Regions from separate parts of the Homo sapiens genome. Here region 2 is linked to region 1. Evidence: chromatin loops called from intact Hi-C (ENCODE). Cell type or tissue: K562. All regions are shown on one strand. Each heading gives the region's core, and the rest is flanking DNA. Links, peaks and the distances in the headings are about the cores only. Region 1 overlaps AFAP1L2 (actin filament associated protein 1 like 2). Region 2 has its middle 37 kb from the start of ABLIM1.

Region 1 (5,371 bases), core at 203-5,202:
CAGCCGGCTTCCACGAGACTGGCTCTACCACCCTGACCAGAGAACGCCCTCTCCCTCAGCCCTAGTTTGCTCATCTGGAAACAGAAGCACCACCCCCTGACCTGCTTTTCTCCAGGGTGTGCTGGAGACCCAGTGAGGGATTCACCAGAAGGACAAGTAGGAGGTCAGGAAAGGTGACAGCTCTGCCTGGAGGAGCTGGAGAGTCTAACTGCCTCTGAGGATGCCAAAGCTGCCCCCGGGGCCCGAAGCCTGGCTCGGCTCCTTGCTCTTAGCTCAGCTCCTGGCTCTTGGCCGGGCCTCCCTGAGGGCTACTCCTTGGCTTCACATTTTCCTGCTGCTGGGCAGAGTGGGGTGGGACCCTGTGCTCCCTGCTGCCCCTGACTCTGGCTGACCCAGGGCCTACAGCATGGCCAGGAATAAGAGAGTGTACGGAGGAAGGGTCCAAATTACTCACAAGAGAGAGTTTTTGGCCGCACTCACAATACAGGAGACCCTATCGGCATCCACATAGTCGTAGGTGAACTCTTCTGGGTCTGTCTTGGAGCCTGACTCAGAGAGCAGGAGACCCAGCCAGTGGCCCATTTCCTCGGAAGACTTGGCCTGGAACGAGGCCAAGAGAGACATAAGCAGGGCCAGGCAGTGCTGCCTGGTGCCAGCCCCTCCCCACCAGGCCATGACCGTACCCCTACCCCTGAGCCTGCCCACGAAAGCCTCTGTAACAGCCCGGGGCTGTGCTTCTCCTGTTCACCAGCCTATCCCACCCCCCAGTGGCCCCAGATAATATTTCCTGTCGTCAGTGACATCTTGATGCCACCTCAATAATGCTGTGGACTTTTGTCCCAAGGGCCATATGAGATGTATATACATTGTGTTTCTAGGAGGTGAAAACTTATCACCAGGTGGTCACTATTAAAAACTGTTAGTGACCACCTGTTAATTAATAGTTTTTAAAATGATTAAAAAATTGTATGTCTTTTAAGTTGACACTTGTATTTTATGAACAATGCATGTCATTCCCCCAATCCCATATACAACAAGACTTCCTGGATCCCCAAGAAATAACAACATTCAAATTTATTTTGTTCATGGCTTCAGTAAAGTCGGGACATCTTTTAAATACCTTACACTAGCTCAGCTGCTAAATCATCATCAAAATCCCAGTGAATTTGGTATTTTTTTTTCCAGGGGACAATGCATTCTAATCAAATGCATCCATTGGGTACCTCAATTAAAATGTCCACACTGTTTCTTACCTTTATAATGAGAAAAAACTGCCCATTTAATCAAAGCTATAGGTTTATTTTGATGAGGAAAATCAGCCCCCTTTGGTATAACCCATAGCTCCATCACGTTTGCTGCTACATTCTCTTCATCAAAGAGGCCGTGATGAGCAGAATTTGACATTTAGTTGGTTTCCTTTTCCCAGTTTTTTTTTATTTTAAAGACAGAATCTTGTTCTGTCGCCCAGGCTGGAGTGCAGCGGTGGGATCTTGGCTCACTGTAGCCTCTGCCTCCCGGCTTCAAGCAATTCTCCTGTGTCAGCCTCCCAAGTAGCTGGGACTACAGGCGCCCACCACCACACCCAGCTAATTTTTGTATTTTAGTAGAGACAGGGTTTCACCATGTTGGCCAGGCTGGTTTCAAACTCCTGACCTCGGGTGATCCACCTGCCTCAGCCTCCCAAAGTGCTGGGGTTACAGGCGTGGGCCATCATGCCCGGCCCCCACTTAGTTTCAACTGGATTCTAAATACAGCTTTTCATGGGCCTCCCCTAGTCCAGGCTGCGTCTCTGCCCTGGACAGCTGCGACAGCTTCCTAGCAGGTCCCTTCTTGCCCCCTCCGATCCACTCCCACCCCAGTAGCTGGAGGAAGCATCTCAAAACCCCGATCTGAGCTTGCCGCCCTCCCCTGAAAGCCATCAGGGCTCCGTTGCTCCTAGGATCAAGCCCTGTCCCTCCCGCTCCAGCCTGTCACCCAGACCCCAGTACAAGTCTATAGCACCCTCCCCACTTCTTTCCAGCCATTGTAGCCCAGCGATTGGCTGGGTAATTTGCTGAATAACATCACACTCCCAAACTAGGATGTAAGTGCCACAAGGACGGAGTCCATATTGCTCTTGTCCACCATATTCCTGTGCTGAGAAGATGTCTGTTGATGGGGAACCTCTGAATGGATGAATATAAGCTACAAGCTGGACCCTGGGAAGCAATTGCGATGTGGGTCTTTCAGCCACCAGAGGGCAGGATTGGAGCAAAGTTTGGATGAGGACCTCCACATCAAAGACTAAGTGAACGGACATTCACGGGCAAGTGTGTGCTTCCATGCGTGGAAGGGACTCGGTCTCCGCCTGCCGCAGCTTGCAAAGCGTTATGTCACTTCTTATTTTTGTAAACGTAACATCACATCAAAGGGAGGATGGGGAGCGAGAGGAATGTAATTGTATCACAAAGCGAATTTTTTCCCCCAGATAAGCTCTAACAGTGTGGTTTTTACGTACTGGGCCTAGAGGCTCTCCCAGCTGGTGATACCCAAACAAAACAACACCCACTTTGAATCCCCAGCAGCTTTTCCAGTAGCTCAGAGAACTAAAAATACTCCTTCTGCCCTAAGTGCAGGAAGTAGCGCATGGTTCCACTCTTATAACGCAACTACTCTGAGGTCAGAAAAGGAATGGAAATTTTTAAAAATGCAAACAATCTCAGGCAAACGAAGTAAAAATAACACGCGGGGACATTGATTCTCCCTTAGTAGCATTACAGTCCTGGAGACTGGCAGCAAACAGCCACCACCGCCACACCCTGGCTGGCCCTGCTCCCCCTGCAGGCCGGCGGTACCTCAAGCTTGGCCAGCTCCTCGCCCTTGTGGAGGATGCGGAAGGAGTAGAGGTGGTCGGGGCTGGGGTCTGGGACCACCTCGCAGCCCACCAGGCTGAGGGGTTGCTGGGCCACCTTGCTCCGGTTCCGGTCCTGGTAGAAGTGCAGGTGATTGTCCCTGACAGAGCACCAGCGAGACTTCCACTGGCTGTTCACCAGCACGTTCAGGTAACCTGCAGGAGGAAGTGCAGATGCAGGAGGGGACAGGGCTGCAGGAGGGGACGCAGATGCAGGAGGGGGCGGGGCTTCGGGAGGGCACACAGATGCAGGAGGGGGCGGGGCTGCGGGAGGGGAAGCGGATGCGGATGCAAGAGGGGACTGGGCTCCAGGAGGGGACGCAGATGCAGGAGGGGACCGGGCTGCAGGAGGGGACGCAGATGCAGGAGGGGACTGGGCTGCAGGAGGGGACTGGGCTGCAGGAGGGGACGCAGATGAAGGAGGGGGCGGGGCTGCGGGAGGGCATGCAGATAAAGGAGGGGGCGGGGCTGCGGGAGGAGACGTGGATGTGGGAGGGCACGCGGATGCAGGAGGGGATGCGGACGCAGGAGGGGACGGAGCTGCAGGAGGGGTCGCGGATGCAGGAGGGGACTGGGCTGCAGGAGGGAGCGGGGCTGCAGGAGAGAGCGGGGCTGCAGGAGGGGACGGCGCTGCAGAAGGAGATGCAGATGCAGGAGGGGACGCAGATGCAGGAGGGGACGCAGGTGCAGGAGGGGACGCAGATGCAGGAGGGGACGGGGCTGCAGGAGGAGATGCAGGAGGGGGTGCAGGTACAGGAGGGGTTGGGGCTGCAGGAGGGGACACAGATGCAGGAGGGGGCGCAGATGCAGGAGGCGACGGGGCTGCAGAAGGAGATGCAGATGCAGGAGGGGATGCAGATGCAGGAGGAGATGCAGATGCAGGAGGGGATGCAGGTGCAGGAGGGGACGGGGCTGCAGGAGGGAGCGGGGCTGGAGGGGACGGGGCTACAGGAGGAGATGCAGATGCAGGAGGGGGTGCACGTACAGGACTGGTCGGGGCTGCAGGAGGGGACGCAGATGCAGGAGGCGTCGGGGCTGCAGGAGGGGAGGCAGATCCAGGAGGGGACGCGGGTGCAGGAGGGGACGCGGGTGCAGGAGGGGGCGCAGGGGCAGGAGGGGACGCGGGTGCAGGAGGGGACACAGGTGCAGGAGGGGACGGGGCTGCAGGAGGAGATGCAGATGCAGGGGGGGTGCAGGTACAGGAGGGGTCGGGGCTGCAGGAGGGGACGCAGATGCAGGAGGGGACGCAGATGCAGGAGGGGACACAGATGCAGAAGGGGGCGCAGATGCANGAAGCGACGGGGCTGCAGAAGGAGATGCAGATGCAGGAAGGGATGCAGATGCCTGGAGGGATGCAGGTGCAGGAGGGGACGGGGCTGCAGGACGGGATGGGGCTGCAGGAGGGAGCGGGGCTGCAGGAGGGGATGGGGCTACAGGAGGAGATGCAGATGCAGGAGGGGGTGCACGTACAGGACTGGTCGGGGCTGCAGGAGGGGACGCAGATGCAGGAGGCGTCGGGGCTGCAGGAGGGGACGCAGATCCAGGAGGGGACGCGGGGGCAGGAGGGGACGCGGGGGCAGGAGGGGATGCGGGGGCAGGAGGGCATGGGTGTCTAGGTGTGTCCTATGCTGGCACTGCCTCTAGGCTTCCTTAGAGTCCCCCAGATTCTCAGCTTCAGAACCCATCAGACACCTTCCCTGTCCTAAGGGATTGGAAGCTGCCCTGAGCTTTGGCTGGCTGAACCAGGCAATAGCGTGAAAATGCACAGCTACCTTCCTGCCTGGCCCAGTGGGGATCATGCATATCGCCAAGCCACATTAACACAAAGTGGAAGAATTAGAGACCAGGACTGAGATGACACACACACCCGTCACAATCCTCTGGACCACAGAGAACTTTGGATCATGAGAGGTGGGATCTCAGATCATTAAGCACCCCCAGTCCTGGGAAGGAGAGCAGCTGTATTCTCTCTCAGCCCTCCCCTAGCCGCAGGAAGCATACTTCACTGCTGAGTAGACATCCAGCAATCACCCAGCCACATCTCTTAAACAGTGACTCACAGGGACTGAGCTCCCAGGCCAAACATCATGCCCCCTGAGGCCACTGCCTGGCACCCTGGCTGGAGAAGCCGGAGAATGCAAAGACACACCTCCTAGCCCACCCCCACCACCCTGCCAGCCTCAAAACACAAGAAAACTCAACTGGGACTCAGGAAGGGAACCCAGAGATGGGACAATAATGGCCTTCAGGCCCCTGGAAGGATGACCCCCAATGTGGGACCCGCTTGGGGATCAAGATACCAGGCCCACCCCAAGATATTTCCCAAGAAAGGCTTGTCGCTCCTCCTAACCTCAGTTTCCCTGAGTATGAGCTAAGGCTGTAGAGATGACCTCTAAGAGCCTACCTGCACCCATACCCTCTGCACCAGTACAGGGTTCTCATTGTCCCCTTCATAGTCTCGGTTGTTCCCATTTCAGAGTC
Region 2 (5,371 bases), core at 219-5,218, 390 kb after region 1:
ATGGTGAAACCTCGTCTCTACTAAAAATAAAAAAATTAGCCGGGCGTGGTGGCGGGTACCTGTAGTCCCAGCTATTCAGGAGGCTGAGGCAGGAGAATTGCTTGAACCCGGGAGACAGAGATTGCAGTGAGCTGAGGTGGTGCCACTGCATTCCTGCCTGGGCAACAGAGCAAGACTCCATCTCACACACACACAAAAAAAATGCATTTAAACCTTGCAAAATAAATAAGTCAACACCAAGGACACCTTGCTGAATCATTTTAGGGTTTATAATAACCAGCCACTGGAGTTAGAAACAAAACTGCCTTTAGCAAATACTCCTCCCTAACACTGGCTTTCTGAAACCCCATGTTTTATTCCTTTGAGTGCACAGGCACAGTGTGGAGGCTAAAGGGAGGCTTCCTATTATCTAGGCCAGCTGTTTTCTAGCTAACAGAAGAAGGAGGCTGTGTTGGGATCGGTGAGGGATGCAGCGCGGGGAAGGCAGAGAGTTGGTTCTGGGTCCGACTTCCACCAAAGAAAATTCAGCTCTTATGCTTTATTTTCTGGGCTTCCAGGTGAGCCTTCATCTGAAGAAAGGGTTCCATAGCTAAAAATAAACACACATGTTGAAAAATCCCCAACCTACCCAATCCTTTCATTTTAAAAAGGAGGAAAATGAAGGCCTGTGAGTGTAAGTGACTACAGCAAGTGAGAGAATGAGTAGCCAAGGCAGGAGTGGACCAGCCACAGGCTCTGAGCAACATGCTCTCATGCGTGCACTCTCTCCAGATCGCCAAGTACATTGCCCCTACAGGACGTGTCCCTGTCATCCATCATAGGGTTCAGGTCTATCCCCTGCAGCTCTTCCTCGCACAGCGCACAGCCATATAAGCGCAGGCTTGCAGGTAGGGTGTTGTTGCTGATATAATTTTAAGCGTTTTTTCTTTCTTTCTTTTTATTTCTTTTTTTTTTTCTTTCAGAAACAGGGTCTTGCTCTGTCACTCAGGCTGGAGTGCAGTTGCATGATCATAGCTCACTGTAACCTTGAACTCCCAGGCTCAAGTGATCCTCCCACCTCAGCCTCCCAAACAGCTAGGACACAGGCACATGCTACCATGCCTGGCTGATTTTAAAAAAACTTTTTTTTTTTTTTTTGTAGAGATTGGGTTATTGCTGTGTTGCTCAGGCTGGTCTCGAGCTCCTGGCCTCAAGCCATCCTCCCGCCTTGCCCTCCCAAAGTGCTGGGATTACAGGCATCAGCCACCATGCCCAGTCTATTTTAATCATTTTTAAAGTACTAGACACAGAGGCCACAGGCAGAATAGTAGCAAAAGCCCTGCCTATGTAAGATGAAAAATAAAAATATTCTGAAGTTTTCAGAAGTCAGTACTCCAGAAGTAAATCAATAGAAAATAATATTCGGTTGATAAAAATTGAATTTATACTCAAATTGTGAAAGAAGCAGGTGGAAAGGATGTGAACACACCCTACAGGATCTGTCTGCTGGCTGTGACCTTCATTCTTACAGCCTTCACTCATAAGGTAGCAAACCACAGCTGAGCTGTGTGGGTTCTGGCCCGGGTGCCACTCTGAGAAAACATCACGGACTTCCTAGACTCTGCAGTCACTTGGGGTTGCATTCTGGATGAATGCCACAGTTGCTGGCTCCTGGAAGGGAGGCTCTACATTTTCTAAAATGTGACAAAAACCTAAAGGGGCATAACAAAAACTGGTAAGGGGGGTGCACTATGCCAGCTATCCCTGGGGATTCTCATTTACAAAAGGGCTCCTTTAAATAAACTCTTAAAATAGTCCTGGTTTACCACTCACTAGTTGGGTGATTTAGCAAGTTATTTTATCTATACGTATCTCCATATTCTCACCTGTAAGATGGGGATAATTATGATACCTACCTCATGGGATGTTGTGAAAATTTAAGGAAACAGTTCCTGATTCCTGACAAATATTAGTCATTATTGTTATTATTCTTTAAACAAGAAAAAAAAAGACATTAAGTACTAAATAGAGAGGCCAGGGGCAGGAAAGTAGCAAGAGCTGGGGAATTTGACATGAAAAGTCAAAATGAAATGTTTCTGAAGCTTAATGTAAGTTGATAGACAATAATAATTGGTTGATAAAAAGTGGAACTTACAGATTGGGATCATAGCTAGCTCTACCATCTTCTCTGGGACCTCGCCGCTCAAAACCCGGACATTGAGCCGCAGCAGCGCCCTCACCTGGGAACTTCTTAGAAATGCAGAATGTCAGCACCCAACCCGGACTCTCCAGGTACTGAATCAGAATTCGCATTTCAACAAGATTTCCGGGGAATTTATGTGCATGTTACAGTTAGAGGAAGCCTGCTTGATGGTATGTACTGAGAGTTTAGCATGTAGGTCAAAGGAACAAGACCTCATTCTCTAGTTACATCTCCATACATTATCCTAAATCTTACACTGCTTTCCATTAGCTAAATGGTCAACTAACCATCTGTTAAGCAGATGCCCCTTTAAGGGACAGCATAATACTTAAGTATCTAAAGCAACTAACTCACCTTTTGTTAGTAATTTCAATAATTTTAAAATATCATCATCAAGTGCTAACATTTATAGAGCCCTTAAAACATGCAGGAATCAACATAAGGTGCTCTCCATATGTTCTCATTTAATACTCACACCCCCCACTGGAGTAACCATTACTATCCCCATTTTATAGAGGAGAGAACTGAGGCTCAGAGAGGCTACATCATTTTCTCAAGACCAAATTAAATGGGGGAAAGAAGGCCTTTTTGAAATCCATTCTCTTTCTACAAATTCAAACCCCACTCCCACAACATCAAAATAATGTATCTGTGCACTGGGGAGCAGCAATAATTATCCCCCTTTTCAGATAAGGAAAACTGAGACACAGAGAGCCAATGAATTATACAAAGTCACTGACCTGAAACTTAGGTTAGAACTGGGTCCATTACAATTCAACAACTTTTTCAAATTAAAGAATTCTGCTGCTAGAAATGGCAATGATAATGCAATGGCATTGGAGACAATGCCATGGCATTTTATTTCTGTTGGAAATAAAACACATCCAACAGAAAGAAGGATTTCCATGTATGAAGCTTTGTACAACCAAACCAAGGCACCTCAAATTTTGATCTCTGATCGTAAGAGATTATGAGGATGTCAGTTTCTTTGGGAAAACAGAGTTTCCAGACTCTTATTGCCATCGCCCCATCAATGTGGCAACTGATGCTTATCCACACATCTCAGCTAGCATCCTACATGACATTACTTCTGCATGCCTGTGAAATTCTCCTAACTACAGCCTCCCTGATTTCCTCACTAGGTCTTTACCCAAGTTTGATATCCAAATAGTTTAGAACTTGGCAAGATGAGTCAAAAATCTTTCCTTGATAGCCCCAGTGTCTATGGAAAATCAGAGACACAGGTTTTAGGATCCAGTGATGAGGGCTCCTTGCCCAGGCTCCACCCAGGGAATGCCTCCCTCCTCCATCCCTGGAGAGGGCAGCAGGGAACAAAGCAGGATTTCTTGGCTAAAAATGCTATATTAGTTGCTAAGATGACAACAACAAAATACCACAGGCTATAGAAGTCCAAGACCAAAATGATGGCAGGTTTTGTTTCTTCTAAGCCCTCTCTTCTTGCTTGCAGATGACAGCCCTCTTGCTGTGACCTCACATGGATGAGCTTCATTGCACAGATGTGTCTGGTCTCTCTGTCTCTGTGCCCAGATTTCCTCTTCTTATAAGGACACCATTTGATATGGTTTGGCTGTGTTCCCACCCAAATCTCATCTTGAATTGTAGCTCCCATAATTCTCATGTGTTGTGGGAGGGACACAGTGGGAAATAATTGAATCATGGGGCAGTTTCCCCCATACTGTTCTCATGGTAGTGAATAAGTCTCATGGGATCTGATGGTTTTATAAGGGGTTTCTCCTTTTGCTTGGCTCTCATTCTCTCTTGCCTGCCACCATGTAAGACATGCCTTTCACCTTCTGCCATGATTGTGAGGCCTCCCCAGTCACATGGAACTGTGAGTCCATTAAACCTCTTTTCCTTTATAAATTACCCAGTCTCGGGTATGTCTTTATCAGCAGTGTGAAAATGAACTAATATACCATTCATACTGGATTAGGCTATTTTAACTACATTACCTCTTTATAGAGCCTGTCTCCAAATATAGGCACATCCTGAGATACTGGGAGTTAGGGCTGCAACATAGAAATTTGGAGGAGACATAATTCAACTCATAACAGATGCTGAATGGATCACTAAGTCCTAGGGCTATGCTGAGGCCTTCTGGTCCATTCTGGGTTCAATAAGAACTAGAATTCACAGTAATCTGAATCTCTCGGCCTCATGACTCAGGGCACTCTGGGGGAGGAAGGAAGAGAACAAAATTCCAGGTCAGACACAAAACACGCCCCTTCCCTTCTCATTTCTGCTCCATGGGATCAGAGAAAAACAATTCTCAGCCTCACTGTCCACCAACCCAACCCACCTTCCTTCCCACACTCCGCTCATCACAGCTTAAGTAAGGCCACTCTGGTTTTTTGAGAATTTAAGTGGCACTCATAAAACAGTCTGAGTCAGAGACACAACCAGTTACTCAAAAGTACAAACTAAAGAACTCAGATCTGGCAGCCTGCAAGGCTTCTCCTGCCCTGGGGCAAGTGGTGATCAGCCCTCAGGAGCTGGCACGCGGTTTTCGAAGCAGCTGATCTGCCCAGCAGTAGGGGCTGGGGACCAGAGCCAGCCTCCGGGCCAGCCCACTCAGCCCGGGGCAGTGGCACCGTAAATGCCAGCGAGTAGGAGGGAGGAAAACCTGCACAGCGTGAACCTGTCAGGAGGTGCTCACTTCACACAGGGTGTGTGCCAATGGCTTCTAAAAACAAATTAGGTATTTGGGGTTTATAGGTATCCAAATCATGACACAATAGAAACAGAACAAGAGTGATATTTGCTGTTAAAAAGAAAACCTATGCCCATCAATAAATCCATTAACTTAGATAGCCCTAATTTTCAATTTTAGTAATCCAGCTATTCCTCATATCATCAAGTTTTAAGCTTGGTTCTCAAAACCTTCTCATATTAATATAAAATTATATCATCTTCCTTAGGGTTTTAAAAGATCATTTTGCCATTTCATTTGGTATGTGATAAATAAGTGCTTTAAAGTAATGATTTTAAATCAATATATTATTGAATATACTGAAGATTACATTTTAGAGATCTCTTGTGGTTGCAAACTAATACAACTATAGAGGAAAATTACACCAGCAAAAAGACAGGAGGAAACATTAATCCCCCACATAGAAATCTCTGTATTAATCCCCCTATTAGTTAATTAACATATACCAAAAAAAAGAA

The links. Peaks named below come from ENCODE experiments on the same cell type or tissue, not always from the same donor. Only the 100,000 strongest peaks of a DNase experiment are listed, where the experiment ranks them.
Region 2: it touches region 1 in a loop (7-fold over the local background); 18 of 110 quality-filtered maps call a loop at or near these places.

Annotation. Positions count from the first base shown.
Region 1 is chr10:114,301,885-114,307,255 of GRCh38, forward strand. AFAP1L2 (actin filament associated protein 1 like 2) reads right to left here. Exons shown (of 19, transcript NM_001001936.3): 11 at 2,835-3,046; 12 at 455-600. Among named protein-coding and RNA genes, the nearest start is that of VWA2, 65 kb to the left of the region's middle. RefSeq lists a silencer at 3,085-3,134. In K562, for the core only: a CTCF peak has its summit at 2,233 (motif pointing right); a DNase peak (open chromatin) is centred at 2,227; H3K27me3 peaks cover 325 bases.
Region 2 is chr10:114,692,706-114,698,076 of GRCh38, forward strand. It overlaps a transcript of ABLIM1 not described here. Among named protein-coding and RNA genes, the nearest start is that of ABLIM1, 37 kb to the left of the region's middle. In K562, for the core only: a CTCF peak has its summit at 2,221 (motif pointing left); a DNase peak (open chromatin) is centred at 2,246.